Regions from separate parts of the Homo sapiens genome. Here regions 1 and 2 are each linked to region 3. Evidence: chromatin contacts called from ENCODE Hi-C or POLR2A ChIA-PET data. All regions are on one chromosome and are shown on one strand. The core of a region is the stretch at or near the end of the contact, and the rest is flanking DNA. Distances in the headings are between cores, read along the strand shown. Region 1 has its middle 26 kb from the start of ZFP42. Region 2 has its middle 120 kb from the start of LINC01060. Region 3 holds the start of FAT1 (FAT atypical cadherin 1).

The links. A loop is a pair of places that touch in the nucleus more often than their neighbours do. ChIA-PET counts read pairs that join two places held with the same protein, here RNA polymerase II (POLR2A). Pooled maps may share reads with other maps.
Region 1: a map of MCF 10A shows a loop between it and region 3 (5-fold over the local background). The contact joins the enhancer-like site here to the promoter of FAT1 in region 3. A Hi-C loop is called at or near these places in 2 of 168 maps with a recorded cell type or tissue (MCF 10A and aorta) and 3 of 50 pooled maps. POLR2A ChIA-PET finds 5 or more read pairs at or near these places in 1 of 52 experiments (WTC11).
Region 2: a map of ascending aorta shows a loop between it and region 3 (10-fold over the local background). The contact joins the enhancer-like site here to the promoter of FAT1 in region 3. A Hi-C loop is called at or near these places in 2 of 168 maps with a recorded cell type or tissue (ascending aorta and chondrocyte) and 3 of 50 pooled maps.

Annotation. Positions count from the first base shown.
Region 1 is chr4:188,020,177-188,023,418 of GRCh38, reverse strand. No RefSeq gene overlaps it. Among named protein-coding and RNA genes, the nearest start is that of ZFP42, 26 kb to the right of the region's middle. RefSeq lists an enhancer at 1,089-1,626. Within about 2 kb of position 1,383, at least 2 of the 41 ENCODE cell types and tissues checked have a DNase peak (open chromatin) inside an H3K27ac peak, as active enhancers do.
Region 2 is chr4:188,331,589-188,334,850 of GRCh38, reverse strand. No RefSeq gene overlaps it. Among named protein-coding and RNA genes, the nearest start is that of LINC01060, 120 kb to the left of the region's middle. Within about 2 kb of position 1,855, at least 2 of the 41 ENCODE cell types and tissues checked have a DNase peak (open chromatin) inside an H3K27ac peak, as active enhancers do; they include ascending aorta, where a contact is called at or near this core.
Region 3 is chr4:186,722,416-186,725,434 of GRCh38, reverse strand. It overlaps FAT1 (FAT atypical cadherin 1), which reads left to right and starts at 1,579. Exons shown (of 27, transcript NM_005245.4): 1 at 1,579-1,771. RefSeq lists enhancers at 137-1,136, 1,637-2,138.

The sequences.
Region 1 (3,242 bases), core at 134-2,633, 1.3 Mb before region 3:
CCTGGAATATTTGGGTCCTCCCTCCACCACCATCCCCCCTCCTCACCCAGCTTCCTGTCGTCTTTCATTTCCCAGCCTAATTAGAAGTTCCATCAGCAAAGCCTCCCCTGAGTCCACACGTTTGGTTTGGATGCCTCTCTTAGCACACAGCGTAAACCTCGATTTTACTGTTGAGTAAAATCATGGGCCCAGCATGTTATAACTGGGCTTAGAAAGTGAGAGGAACCAGATCTGTCTTCTTCCAGGTTGCATTCCCAGAGCTTAACAAAGCACCTGGGATGTGGCAGTTATGATTTGTTAAGTAAATGAACCTCTGAAAAGTTCTCTTGAGTGGAAGAATAGCATAATACCATTGCCCTATAGAGTTATGATAACAAAATAAGGTGCTGTGTGTGAATATGCTTATGTATGAAATGCTTAGCAGGCAACGGGCATTCAATAAATCTTACTGGAATATGAAATCTGCACTTTCTCGGAGTCACAATATCACAGCTTTGTAGTTTTGCTGTAGATTCAGTTCAGACGACTATTCTGTCCACAGATATTATACACACTAACGCTCCTTTCACTCTACACACCAGTTCTTTTGTTTGTTTGCTTGTTTGTTCAATGGATTGGAAAATATGCGAAAATATAAACACGCTTTTAGTATGGTTGGGTGCCTGATTGCTCTTCTAATTTTGGAATGCCTTAAACTGTTGTTGGGCTCAGAAGACGTCCTCTGGCTTGCTGAGGACTTGGAGCAAAGGGCCTGGGAGGGCCTTGGAGGGCCTCAGAAGCAAAGTTTCTGACCTTCTCCTCGCCTTCCTCCTCCTGCTAAACTTTCTCCCCCAAGGCCGACCATAGAAACTAGGAAACTAGGGCCGGGTGCGGTGGCTCATGTCTGTAATCCCAACACTGTGGGAAGCCGAGGCGGGTGGATCATCTGAGGTCAGGAGTTCGAGACCAGCCTGTCCAACATGGCAAAACCTGGTATCTACTAAAAATACAAAAATTAGCCGGCTGTGGTGGCGCATGCCTGTAATCCCAGTTATTCGGGAGGTTGAGGCAGAAGATCCACTTAAGCCTGGGAGGCAGAAGTTGGAGTGAGCTGAGATTGTGCCACTGCACTCCAGCCTGGGCAACAGAGTGAGACTCCATCTCAAAACACAAACAAACAAACAAGGAAACTAAAATCCCTCTTCCCCAAGGCAAGTCCATAGAAACCAGAACCATTCTCCCTGAAAGCTAGCCTTAAAACCTAAAAAAAAATTACTCCAATCTTCCCCTGCCTTTCTGTGTAAGAGTTGGCCATAAAGAAACTATCTGGTCTATTTTGCCTGCACGGAGGTCATAAACCCGCATTCCAGAAGGGCCCTGCCCCATACCCAGGAGGAAGGGATGCTGCATGCTGCAGGGAGAGGCTGAGAAGAATCTGAACAGACAGGCCTTGCTGGGTGTCTGCACTCAGTCTGTTAGCATTAGAGCTTCCCCTTTTGTTCACTCACATTTCTACAAAGATGTCCCCTAATCACCCAGCCTAAGCATAAAAACAGACAGTTTTCTGGGGACCTCTGGGGCTTCATTTCTGAAGGTTCCTTTGTCACGTAAAAAAAAACTTTGATCAAATAAATATGTTATGCTTTTCTCTTGTTAACCTGTCTTTTATTACGGGAGTGTCAGCCAGGAGCGTTATGATGGGGAAGTAAGGGGTCATACTCTTTTCACCCCACAGTGTTTTGCAAACACATTTTGTTCAATAAAACCCTAGAACTCATTTTGTAAAGGACATTTTCTATTATTTTCTAAGTAAACATATTTTACAGAAAATTAAAGCCATTCATTTCTGATTTATTTATACTCAGGAAACAATGAACAACCTGCTTTAAGAAGTCATAATAGTTCATTATTATTACATGTATACACAATATGTTCCTTCTATCAGTGATAATAGTTTATTATTATTTCATGTATACACAATATGTTCATCAGTGGGTACTATTGGGTGAAAGCATGATAAAGAACAGGATATATGCGTAGTCTCCAAGTATCCCCCAGAAGTTGCTTATCAATAACAAAGGAAAAACAGTAACTTGCCTGTCGAGAAATTAAGCAGACACCACCTTACCAAGTGCTCAAAGAGAACATCACCTTGGAAGCCATCGCCATCATGTCCCTTTGATTCGATGCATGGTGAAGGTGACAACATCACTATAGTTGTATTTCTGCCAAAAATGCACAACCTGAATCTAATCCCAAGGAAACATCGCACAAACCCAAACTGACACATTCTACAAAATAACTGGCCTGGACTCCTCAAAAAATGTCAAGGTCAAGAAACACAAGAAAAGGCCAAGGAACTTTCTTTTCTCTTTTTTTGAGACAGAGTTTCGCTCTTGTTGCCCAGGCTTGAGGTTGCTTGAACCCGCAACCTCCGCCTCCCGGGTTTAAGCAATTCTCTTGCCTCAGCCTCCTGAGTAGCTGGGATTATAGGCATGCACCACCAAGCCTGGCTAATTTTGTATTTTCAGTAGAGACGAGGTTTCTCCATGTTGGTCAGGCCTGTCTCGAACTCCCGACCTCAGGTGATCCACCTTCCTCGGCCTCCCAAAGTGCTGGGATTATAGGTGTGAGCCACTGTGCCTGGCCCCCAAGATTTTTAAGAGAGGGATTTAGGGGTAATTACTCAAGCTCCAAAGGTTAAGAATCACGGCATATGTAGGAACTGTGCAGTGGTGGTAAGGGCACCAGAGGAGCCAAATAGAAAGCAATGTGTAATTGTTTTTGTGCCAATAAATGAGAATAATAATCTAGAATTAATCAGTCACTCAACAAGCCTTATGTTGATATCTACTTTACCATGGGCCTCTCATTTCAAAAAGTTTAGCAGAAAATTAGCTGGACGTGGTGGTGCCCCCCCTGTAGTCCCAGCTACTTGGGAGGCTGAGGCAGGAGAATCACTCGAACCCCAGAGGTGAAGGTTGCAGTGAGCTGAGAACAGCTGGGCGACAGAGTGAGACTCCGTCTCAGTAACAACAACAACAACAAAAGTTTAACAGCTAAAGTAGGATCACGGAGCTTGTTTTGTGATATTTTTATTATTGATTCTACCATCTCCATATTTCTATCATCTGCACATATCCACCTGCTTTATCCTACTTTCAGCTACACTCCAACTGCCGTACTGAGTCCTATCAGACAACAACTCTAAAGATTTGTAAATAATCACTCAGATTTGTAACAAACGACTGTATCATGTCACT
Region 2 (3,262 bases), core at 606-3,105, 1.6 Mb before region 3:
TAAACTATATTGTTCTGTTATTTTTTAAAAAAAATATAGACAGAATAGATGATGCTCAATACAGTAATATGAGGAGAGAGATTTTTAAAAAATAAGACATAGTCATTACTACAAAGAGAATACCATATGGGGTACAGATAAGAAAATGTCATAATAAATATAATATAAACAGAACAGGATAAGTCTCAAGAGAAGTCCAAAATGCGGGTTATGGGATACTGAAACGAGCATATTCAAAAAGCTAGATCCGAGCATCCTTTAGGGAAAAGGTACATTTGAGATGGATGAAATGAATGGCAAGGGGGGTTGGGAGAAGGCTAAAAAGGTTGGAGAAGGCATTCCAAGGAGAAAGTAGGAGGAAAAGAACAAATCGGGATGTATAGGGTTATCAGGGAACAATAAGTAGCCCATCTGGAATTTTGAATGATCATTGGAGCCATGTCTTAGTGAGTCCAATATGCATGGGCTAGGAATTCATAAAATTCATAGGCAGTGATAGCCCCTGAAAGTGTTAGAACAGAAAAGTGGAATGATCAAAATTGATCAATGAGCCTGTTAAACTGAATACCCCTATGAGAAAAAGAAACATTATATTATTACAAATGTTAAGGGGGTTCTATCAAAATAATTCTGTTAGTGGAGTTCTTGGGAAATAGAATGTTACATGTAGCCAAATGTCCTGCCTAACAGGATATGTGTATTACCAATTTACAATGATTATAGTACAGAAATATTCACTTACCATAGCATATGGTATACATACCATGAACATAATACATATACATACCAAGAACATAATATGGCTTTTTTATGATTCAGAAAGAATTTCAGAAACTTGTAGCACATCTGAGTTACTATAATGGGTACATGCTGTTGACAAGTTTATTGGGACTGTTTCATGAAGTAGTTTAGATAAATACCTGCAGCAATCGTTTTGTTTCATTTTATTATAGATATTAGCCAATCCCTGCAGCTGAGTCAACGTTATAGTCACAATTTAGTTATGCAGACATAACATTTTAATTTTTCCATAATTGAGCTCAGTTTCCTCTGATTCTACACAGGGTAGCTTCTGCTTATGTGGATTGACCTGAAGCTTTACTACTTCAAGGTAATGCAGTCACCCTGCTCTAAAATTTAGATGCTTACATAGATACTTAAATGTAATATTTTGGTTTCTCTCAATGAAAAACTTAAACTTATATCTGAACTGATTCTCACTCTTAAAGATACACCTCTCCTCCCTTAGTCTGAGGGCAAAAAGATTATAAACACACACACATATTGGGAAAGAGGCCCCTAGCCTTCAGTCTTGGCTTTCCCAGAGATGTCTAGTCTTACTGGGCTTACGAGCTCCTCCTTTGCTTTCTTTCTTTTCTTTTTTTTTTTTTTTTTTTGAGACGGAGTCTGGCTCTGTCGCCCAGGCTGGAGTGCAGGGGCGCGATCTCGGCTCACTGCAAGCTCCGCCTCCCGGGTTCCTGCCATTCTCCTGCCTCAGCCTCCCGAGTAGCTGGGACTACAGGCGCCCCCCACCACGCCTGGCTAATTTTTTGTATTTTTAGTAGAGATGGGGTTTCACCCTGTTAGCCAGGATGGTCTCGATCTCCTGACCTGGTGATCCGCCCGCCTCGGCCTCCCAAAGTGCTGGGATTACAGGCGTGAGCCACCGCGCCCAGCCAGGAGCTCCTCCTTTAATACCAGTGAATCTGCTGCTGATGTCAGCATCTTTCCACGTGTGCTGTGTCCCACCATTGCTACTTAGAGCTTAGTCACATCTTCCCCAAAAGGCAGCACTTCCTGTCATGCACTTTGCCTCTTATGTCTAAAATATTCTCTGAGGGCCTATGGAAAACCTCCACTACCCAGACCCACGTCCAATCCCCAAGCTCCTTCTCCTGTTCCAGGAAATCCTCCTATTTTCTTTGCTCTGTCATGGAAACCTCTCCTTACTTCGTAGCCTCTATCCTTCCATAGTTTCTGACATACACCCAGACTTGGTATTCAAAACATAAATTCTGGCTCTTGCTATTTTAAACCTGGAATTCAGAAAAGTCTATTTTCTCTCAAGTGCTTGGCTCTTGCAGTTTTTTAAAAGCCTAACTTTCAAAACTGCTGTTTCCTTTTTGTTCCTTTTCAAAGTTTATTTTGAGAGTCAAAGCTGATCAATGAGGTATATGTCAAAAATGCTCATGAAGTTTTCTTTTTATCCAAAGAAAGAATATATAGAAAACTGTTGACACTATTTGACTAGTGGGCTTAAGGATAAGGTAAAGGGTACTAAAAAAGGCTGACTAGCAAACTATTATCACCCCCATATATGGAATATATTAGTCTGCTCAGGCTGCCAAAACAAAGTCTGACACAGTCTTGTGACCTAGACAACAGAAAGCTATTTTCTCATTTCTCACAGTTCTGAAGGCGGGGAAGACCCACCATCCGGTGCCAGCATACTTGGTTCTTGGTGAGGGCCCTCTTTCTCACTTGGAGATTGCTCCCTCCTAGCTGTGTTCCCACATGACCTTTCCCCTGTGAGTGCAAAGAGAGAGAGGTCTCTGGTGCCTCCTCTTTTTTTTTTCAGGCAGGGTCTCATTCTATCCCCCAGGCTGCAGTGCAGTGGTGCCATCTTGGCTCACTGCAGCCTTGACCTCCTGGGCTCAAGCGAGCCTACCACCTCAGCTTCCTTAGTAGTTTGGACTACAGGCGTGTGCCACCACGCCTGGCTAATTTTTTGCATTTTTTGTAGAGACCAAGTTTTGCCTTGCTGCCAAGGTTGGTCTCAAATTCCTGGGCTCAAGCAATCCTTCTGCCTTGGCCTCCCAAAGTGTTGGGATTACAGGCTTGAACCACCATGCCCAGCTTCTCTTTCTCTTCCTATGAGGATATCAGTTCTATCAAATTAGGTCCCCACACTATGAGCTCATTTAATCTAAATTACCTCTTTAAATGCTTTATCTCCAAATATGTCTCATTGGAGGTTAAGACTTCAATAATACAAATTTTAGGGGAACAATTCCATCCATAATGATGTGTAGTAAGTAAATTATTCATTGGTAACTTATGAGGAAGAAATAATCCTTATATATTTCTTCTAAAAAGAAAAAGTTCTAACTCATTGAAATGGTTATAAAAACACCTTGAGGTGTCCCTAGCATGCTCTTAAAAATGTCTTGGCAGGTCCACCTCCATGCAAGGAATCAAAGTAGTTAAGGAAAGGAGTGCAAGAGGGAAGCAAAGGAGAAAAACGTGTGCAGCTCATCCTCCC
Region 3 (3,019 bases), core at 330-2,829:
CCAGGAATTCTCTTGTGCCATTTAAAAAAAATCCCGTGATTTTACGTCAGGGAATGGTATCTTTGTACTTTTTTTACTGTTCTTCTTTTCCCCTTTTAGCATTACTCCCGCTTCCTCGCTCCCAGGAAACGGCTGGAGTTCCGGTGTGTTTGGGTTTTGCTGAGATTTACAATTCGGCAAGCGGCACAAGCCGGTTGGGCTTGGAGATCAGGTCACCCACTTTCGAGGTGTTCCATGTATGAAATTGACCTGTAAGCACTTGGAGCAATTATGGCCGGGACAAACACGTCTTTGGATGATGGAGTTTGCATTTGCTGGATGTGTGAATCTATGTGTATTCCAACTGGTGGGCAGGGAATATAGGGCTACGAATCGGCACACTCATCTTGCAGGCATTATTTTTCCTTCCCAGCCACAACCTGCTAGACACCTTTATTATTATTATTTTTTCCGGTCACCTCTAAGATGGCTTATAAGGTGACTGCGTTAACTTTGAACCCAGGAAATTCTCTTTCACACTTGACTGCCCTGCCGTTCCCCTCCCCGCCAAGCTCCCCTCACCAGTCCCAGGGAAATCGGATCTCTTTGTCTTCCCAGTGTTAAAATGCCTGAGTCCCACAAACTTTCCGAGATCAAGTCCGCCCTCTTGTCCGGGCTGCGTCCCAGCGCCTCCGGCCCTCCGGGCTTCGGCCGAGTCCGCCCTGCGCCGAGCCTGCGGCTGGAGCCCTGCCCGCACCGGGGATGGGCTCCGCGCCCGGGACGCTCAGGCTGGGCGCCCGGCGCGGGGAGTTCTCGGAGCGGGCTTCTCGGCGCTGGGGCTTCCCCTCTGCCTAGGAACTTGCAGTTGTCGGCCTGGGGTCACGCTTTGGGGCCCCTGGGGCCGACTCCCGGGCTAGGAAGCCCGCGGGACGCCGCGACTGCCTTTTGTCCCACAGGCCTGGGCGTCCGGGGTGTCAGCGGGGGAGGCCAGGCGCCCGCGGCGGGGAGGGCCTGGGGTCTAACTCGGCAGAAAAAGGTCGCGGGGGAAGCGTTTCCATTTTCTGGGGATTGAAGGAGGAAGTAGATTCCGACCTAGCTGCATTCCTTTGGAGACCTGAAGGACGACTTCAGCCCACCAAACCTTCGCGGACCCAGAGCCGCGCCATTCAAATGCAGATTCAGGGGCTCCCAGAAGGCTATGGAAAAGCTAAAGGGATGCCTCTGGGAAGCTTTCTCATTAGGCCCCAGCCTTTTTTTTTTTTTTTTTTTTTTAGCTAAGCTAACGTTTCCCTTTCTTGGCAGGGAGCTTTCCCCAATTCCTTGCACAGCGCCTGTGGCTGGCCGTAACTAACCTCGGCATCACAAGCCTCGCCCTGCCCCTCGGAGCCGCGCTAGACCCCGCTGGGCGCCTTCTCGTCTCCCAGCACGGACCTGGTGTTCGCAGGGACTGGGGCTCTTTGGGTCCGGGCGGGACTGCGTGGCCGAGCCCGCGGTCCCAGAGCCGGCAGCCGGGGAAAGTGGGCTCGAGTTTCCGCGCCCGAGAAATGAGCGCCGGCGCCGGCGGGCGGGGCCGGGGCGGAGGGATCTCCTGCGCTCGGGGAGCGTGAGGCGCCGGCGCCGAGCTGGGCGGCCGGGCGCGGGGAGAGGGCGCGGGAGCGGCTCGTGCGGCAGGTACCATGCGGACGCGCGAGCCCGGCGAGGGCCCCGGCAGGCCCGGTCCCTGCTCGGGGGCGCGCTGAGACGGCGGGTGAGCTCCACGAGAGCGCCGTCGCCACTTCGGGCCAACTTTGCGGTTAGTTCGCTGGGGCGCGGGCCGGCGGGCGGGGGCGAGAGCGTGCAGCGCGCTGCGGTGCGGACTCTGTGGGTGTCCGCCCGGTCCCCGGCTCGGGCTCCGGCGCTGCCGAAAACGGATGAGCGCGCGACTTCCCGGAGGGTGGAGTGACTCGGTCCTTCCCAGTTGGGAAATTCAGCACTGGCTAGGGGGGTCCCGGCGGCGGAGCGGGAAAAGGAGGCGACCGCGCGGGACCGATCCGGGGCCATTGCTGGGGTCCGATCCTTTCTGACACGCCGCCTTCCCTCCGGGAGCTCGCCGGGCTGCGCCGGCCTCGCGGTCTCCTGGGGCATCCCGCCGTCTGCGAAAGACCCGCTCGCTGAGCGGTGCACGCGGGAGGCCTGCGCGGGGCTGCCGGGTCCCTGGGTCTCTGGGTGTTTGCGCCCTGCAGGAGCGCTGCCCGGAGGTGCAGATGCAACCGGTGGACTGCGGAGTGAAGGGCTGCGAGGCTGCATTTCGGGGCTGAACATCTGCACAATGTGCGGTTTGTCAGTGTTTTCTGTCTTCTCTGGAGGAGGAACTTCTAAGATCTTTTTAAAAGAAAGAGTTTTTGGTCCTTCATTGCCTTTAAAAAAAAATGCTTTCTTTTAGAGAGCCAGCTTTCTGCTGTGTGTTAGATTTTTTTGTTCCCGCTGATGTGAATTGCAAGGCTTTGGAAACAAGGACGCAATTGTATGAGTTAGGAAAGTAAACTCATAAATATTTTCTATGCAGTTAAGTTTTTTTTTTTGTCTGAACTGTGGTTTCATTAAGTGGCTTTTGTTAAGCAATTCCCGGGTGCCTGATAGAGGCGATTTTTTAAAAGTGGATATTAACAGTGATTATTAGTATGAGAAAAGATTGAAAAGAAAATGACCTTCAGATATTCATTTCCTTTTCAAAAGCAGATTCTTAATGCTTCGTATATTCAGATACAGGTTTCGATAGTTTAAGAAGGTATCTGTGTGTGAGAACTAGGTAATGGTGATGTTTTTCACACTATTCTTAATGAGTTTGGTTATGCTGTCCAACACATCCAGTTGTTACAGGGACGTTTGAAAAGGTGTTTCTCCAGTTAATAGTTAATTGTGATATTTGTCTTTGTCTTTTTGTCTTAGGAAGACAGCTCTGATTCCACAGTTAGAATTATTCCTTTGTATTTAAGATGTAAAAATACTTAAAGCACTATGTAATTTTTTAAAACAACAATTGGTATAAGCCTTGAGTGAT